2 separate regions of the Homo sapiens genome follow, and region 1 is linked to region 2. A link is an interaction called in ENCODE POLR2A ChIA-PET data of the cell type or tissue named here. Cell type or tissue: PC-9. All regions are shown on one strand. Links, peaks and the distances in the headings refer to the core of each region. The heading gives the core; the rest is flanking DNA.

Region 1 (2,908 bases), core at 91-2,590, 220 kb after region 2:
CTTCATGTATATGGAACTGTGGAAAGACCTTTAGTCTGTGTTCTGTTGAAAACAGAATTTAGGGGCCGGGCGCGGTGGCTCACGCCTGTAATCCCAGCACTTTGGGAGGCCGAGGCGGGCGGATCACAAGATCAGGAGATCGAGACCACCCTGGCTAAACGGTGAAACCCCGTCTTTACTAAAAAATGCAAAAAATTAGCCGGGCGTGGTGGCGAGTGCCTGTAGTCCCAGCTATTTGGGAGGCTGAGGCAGGAGAATGGCGTGAACCCGGGAGGCGGAGGTTGCAGTGAGCCAAGTTAGCGCCACTGCACTCCAGCCTGGGCGACAGAGCGAGACTCTGTCTCAAAAAAAAAAAAGAAAGAAAGAAAGAAAAAAAAACAGAATTTAATTGACTGGAGATAGAACTGTTGCATTTTGGAGATCTTTGGAGAAAAGTGCAGGCTGGTTGTCCAACCTGGAAATGCCCTACAGATTTGTGTGTGTGTGTGTGTGTGTGTGTGTGTGTTAAAATATATGTAGCATAAAATTGACCATTTTAACTATTTTTGTGTGTATGATTCAGTGGTGTTCACATTGTTGTGCAACCATAACTACCATCCACCTCCAGAACTTTTTCATTTTCCCAAACTGAAACTGTGTACCCATTAAACAGTAATTCCCCATTCTTTCTACCTCCCAGCCCCCAGCTCCCACCATCCTATTTTCTGTATCTATGAATTTGACTACTCAGGTACCTTATATAAGTGGAATCACAGTATCTGCCTTTTGTGTATGGCTTGTAGGAATTCCATTTTTATTTTTATTTTATTTATTTATTTGTGAGACAGGGCCTCGCAATGTCACCCAGGCTGGAGTGCAATGGCGTGATCACCACTCACTGCAGCCTCTATCTCCTGGGCTAAGGTGATCCTCCTACCTCAGCCTCCGGAGTAGCTGGGACTACAGGCATGTGCCACCACACCTGTCTAATTTTTGTATTTTTAGTAGAGATGGGATTTTGCCATGTTTCCCAGGCTGGTCTCGAACTGCTGGCCTCAAATGATCTGACTGCCTCGGCTTCCCAAAGTGTTGGGATTACAGTCGTGAGCCACTGTGCTCAACCTTATGCTGTATTCTTAAAGCCAGTTCTTACTCACTTGAGCTTCTGTTTTATAGCTCAGATTCCAAATGAAAATGTTTGAGAGCGCTGACTCTACAGCCACAAGATCTGGCCAGGATCTCTGGGCTGAAATTTGTTCCTGTCTGCCAAATCCTGAACAAGAAGATGGTGCCAACAATGCATTCTCAGACTCCTTTGTGGATTCTTGCCCTGAAGGTGAAGGCCAGAGGGAGGTGGCTGACTTTGCTGTCCAGCCAGCTGTAAAGCCTTGGGCTCCCTTGCAGGATTCAGAAGTGTATTTAGCATCTCTAGGTAAGTTTGACGGCTCTAGGGAAGCATATTGAAGTTCTGTTACATCAAACTTGGTTTCCTATTCTTTTGTGTTGTTGTTATTCCTGTCACACGTATCTGTCAGATATAATTCCAAGGGATGTTTCAAGCCGGCTGTTGGGAAGCAGCCCCCTTTTCCTTGAACAGATCTTTTTTTATTTTTATTTTTAATTTTTTGAGACTTTCACTCTTGTTGCCCAGGCTGGAGTGCAGTGGCGTGATCTTAGCTCATGGCAACCTCCACCTCCCGGGTTCAAGCGATTTTCCTGCCTCAGCCTACCGAGTAGCTGGGATTACAGGCGCCTGGCACAATGCCCGGCTAATTTTTTGTATTTTTAGTAGAGATGGGGTTTCATTTCACCATGTTGGCTAGGCTGGTCTCGAATGCCTGACCTCAGGTGATCCACCTGCCTCGGCATCCCAAAGTGCTGGGATTACAGGCATGAGCCGCCGTGACTACCCGAACAGCTCTTAAAACAGTTTTTGTCACTTCCTGCCTCTGCCCAGTTCATCTAAATTCTGTGTTTGATTTCTTGGCATTCTGTAGAACCCTCTTGCCTACTGTTGGTTGCCCGTATATTCAAATAACTCAAAAGTGTTAAACCTTATGCCATCCTGCAAGAAAATGTGATGGCCCCAGGGCTACATGTGGATTTCTGATGCTGGAGTTTGAAAAACTTACATAAATAGATTGATTGTTGAGAATGGGAGCATATTGACATAAGATTCATTCTGCCTCTTGTTAGCCATTTTATTTTAAAAATATTTCCTGAACACATTTTCAGTACCCTGTCCTGCGGCCATAGTATAAGTATCTAGAGAGATTCCAAACACAGGAAAGAGATTCAAATTGTCCCATGCTAGGGGAAAAAGAAATATCAGTCTAGGGCGGTGAGGGGCAGTCTTTAGAATTGTAATATCCTTTTATTGTGGAACAACCATGAGATTCATCCATGTTTCACAAAGCCAAACCTGGGAATAAGGCTTACCTTGGCCTCCTGAAGTGCTGGGATTACAGGCGTGTGCCACCGCGCTTGGCCCTAATTTTTTTATTTCAATAGCTTTTGGTGTACAAGCGGTTTTTGGCTACATGGATTAATTGTATAGTGGTGAAGTCTGAGATTTTAGTGCACCCATCACCCAAGTAGTGGACATTGTACCCAATGTGTAGTTTTTTATCCCTCACCCCTCTCCAAACCTCCCCACTTCTGAATCTCCAAAGTCCAGTATACCACTTTGTGTTTTGTTTTTTTTTTGGTTGTTGTTTTGTTTTTTTTTTTTGAGACGGAGTCTCATTCTGTTGCCCAGGCTGGAATGCAGTGGCACGATCTCGACTCACTGCAACCTCCGCCTCACGGGTTCAAGCAATTCTGCTGCCTCAGCCTCCTGAGTAGCTGGGATTACAGTCGCCCACCACCACGCCTGGCTCATTTTTGTATTTTCAGTAGATAGAGAGTTTCACCATGTTGGTCAGAGTGG
Region 2 (2,908 bases), core at 294-2,793:
AAGGATCAATCTTTCAGGCACAGGGAACTTCTCTTTTATTTTTATTTATTTATGTTTATTTAAAGAGATGGATCTCACTCTGTTGCCCAGGCTGGCATGCAGTGGCATGCAGCCTCAAACTCGTGGACTCAAATAATCCTTCCCAGCCCCACCCAAGTAGCTGGGACTACAGGTGCATGCCACCATGCCTGGCTCATTTAAAAAAAAATTTTTTTTTTTTTTTTTTGAGACAGAGTCTCGCTCTGTGGCCCAGGCTGGAGTGCAGTGGCATGATCTCGGCTCACTGCAAGCTCCGCCTCCCGGGTTCATGCCATTCTCCTGCCTCAGCCTCCCGAGTAGCTGGGACTACAGGCGCCCGCCACCATGCCCGGCTAATTTCTTGTATTTTTAGTAGAGACGGGGTTTCACCGTGTTAGCCAGGATGGTCTCGATCTCCTGACCTCATGATCCACCCACCTCGGCCTCCCAAAGTGCTGGGATTACAGGCGTGAGCCACCGTGCCCGGCCCATTTTTAAATTTTTTGTAGAGGTGGGGTTCGCTTTGTTGCCCATGCTGATCTTGAACTCCTGGCTTCAGGCGATCCTCTTGCTTTGGCCTACCAAAGTGTTAGGATTACAGGCATCAGCCACCATGCCTGGCCAGAGGGGACTTTTAGGCAGGTGCCCAGAGCTCTGTTGTTTGCTTCCTGCGTGTGACATCAGGCAGTCATATACCTCTGGGGTTCCTGCTAGTGAGGGGATGGGGAGGCATCTGCCTCTCCGGGCTTGGGGAGACGTGGCTGCCCCAGCTGTTATCACTCACTGTGCCTGTGACTGGAACTGGGCCTGGCAGTGGGTTTCCAGCTGATTTACCCGGGATGCTTTGTCCATTCAGTGCTTGTTGTCACATAGAGCTGCCTCCCTCTGTGTCCTCCTTATCTAAGTCTAACCTATCAGCCTCGGCCTCTTTACTTGTACCACTTACTTACCTGGCTCCAAGCTTTATTACAAGAAAGGACAGCAACCTTTTAAAAAATAATGATCCCTTCTTTGTAGGGCACCTTTCTTTTAAGTTAATGATGGCTATTTTGTATTTATTGGATCCCTTAGCACTTAGCTTTTTTGGGTGAGTCAGGAGTTCCTTCCCCCATCAAGAGGTGAAACTGGAGGCAGGTGGATGTCAGAGGCCCTGCTGTGTGCTTGCGGCAAAACCCAGTGGAGGTGGCTAGAGACCCAGCTTCCAGCCCTCCTCCCCTGCTCTGGGTTCAGGTTGCTGAAAGTGGTAGAACCGGTTATAGAGCTTCCGGGGAAGGGCTGGGTGGCTGCCAATTTATTATTCATTGTCTGATGTGGGCAATGAGGGGGTAACATTTAGTTCCCACTGTGGTTATCCTGGCAGTCTGCTTTAGTAATTCCTTCCCTTTCCCAGACTTGGTTTTTTAAGAGGAGGTGTTAGCAGGGAGGAGGAGAAATTGTGAAATAGTGGTCAGATCTCCTAGGGTCTGGATGGCACCTACTTCCTTCTGCTCCTCAGTGGGTCTGAAGTAATTGACATAGTTGAGGTTTCCGATTGTGTTTTGGTTGAGAACAAATGAATGTTTGCCAATTCATGCAACAGATATTTATTGTGTGCCTGCTGAATGCCAGGTGCTGTTCACTGTTCTGGACCCTGGGGAGAAGCAGAACTCCCTGCCTCCTAAGTACATCCACTTTATTTGTAAGGGGAACCCCCATACCTTCCTATACCCTTATGCTCTCATTTAAGGTATAGTTATAACCAGCTTATCTGTTTCTCTAGACCATACCAGAAAAGAAGCAGCAGATGAGCAGCACTTCTAGGGAAGGGCTGGCATCTGGCAGTCTAGTAGAGGCCAACTAAGGAAGTAATAGGAAAACTATTAAAAGAGTAGAATTTAAAATCCTCGCCACCTAGGGAAGCAAATGAAAAGCCTGACACCACTCTCCGTAGAACGTGTCATACTATTCAGTAGTTGATGTTCTGGATGATGATCCTGAGACATCAAAAACAGATTAAACTCAACCAGTCTAGGATGGAAAAAGGGTGGTAGACAGTGAGGTTTTTAGAAAGCCATCAGGAGAAAGACCAAGTTTCTGCAAATTGCAGTTCGAAGTACTCACGGAGCTTACATTTATCTGAGATCTTCGTCCTTCTGAGGCTGGGCCTTAGAAAGAGCTTCTCCTCTGAAAAGCCATGATCTGGATGGGGAACTTTGGGTTGGAAACATTTGAACTGTCACCTGGATCCTTTGTGAAGTCTCAGAAATGCAAGTGTTTCTAAGCGCTAGAGAGACCAGGGGATTTAGGGGAAACCTATAGGTAAAGAAGAAAAGCTGCAAGTGAAAAGCCACACCTTGCTGTGGCTGCTTCAGCTCTGCCTCAGTGATCCCAGCACCTGCAGACACAGTTTCTTTCTTTCTCTTTTTAGAGATGGGGTCTTGCTCTGTTGCCCAGGGTGGTCTCAAACTCCTGGGCTCAAGCGATCCTCCCGCCTCACCTTCCCAAAATGCTGGGATTACAGGCGTGAGCCACTGGACCTGGGCCAGAGTCAGTTTCTGGAGGAGCTTCCAACCCGGGATACCTGGCTTTCAGCAGTCCTGTTTATCCTATATCATAAGGAGTAAGATTATAGAGGATGGCCCTTCTATTTCTTGTTCTTCTGAAAGTTCCTCTCCTTCCCAATTTTGTGATAGTTATAAAAAATAATTGTTGTACATTTTTACCCTGAATCTAGCCTTTTGAGCTGTTCATAAGGTAGGATTATTTAATAATAAACAATATTGAGACCGGAAGGTTTTTCAAAGGCCTGCTTTAGGAGAGTTGTGTTTACATGGTGAGAAATTCTTCAGGCAGCAGTCAACTCCAGGAGGGCTGGACAAAGCTGGGAATCTAGTTTGTAGTACAAAGCACC

What was found. Peaks named below come from ENCODE experiments on the same cell type or tissue, not always from the same donor. Only the 100,000 strongest peaks of a DNase experiment are listed, where the experiment ranks them.
Region 1: POLR2A ChIA-PET joins it to region 2 with 7 read pairs; 5 of 35 experiments call an interaction of 5 or more read pairs at or near these places.

What each region holds. Positions count from the first base shown.
Region 1 is chr15:40,561,275-40,564,182 of GRCh38, reverse strand. It overlaps CCDC32 (coiled-coil domain containing 32), which reads left to right. Exons shown (of 4, transcript NM_001080792.4): 2 at 1,156-1,411. The coding sequence starts at 1,168. Among named protein-coding and RNA genes, the nearest start is that of CCDC32, 2.3 kb to the left of the region's middle. In PC-9, for the core only: no CTCF peak of the experiment used is centred there; no DNase peak of the experiment used is centred there; H3K4me3 peaks cover 127 bases.
Region 2 is chr15:40,786,014-40,788,921 of GRCh38, reverse strand. All of the region lies in intron 1 of DNAJC17 (DnaJ heat shock protein family (Hsp40) member C17), which reads left to right. Among named protein-coding and RNA genes, the nearest start is that of C15orf62, 17 kb to the right of the region's middle. In PC-9, for the core only: no CTCF peak of the experiment used is centred there; a DNase peak (open chromatin) is centred at 1,381; H3K4me3 peaks cover 1,709 bases; H3K27ac peaks cover 2,500 bases.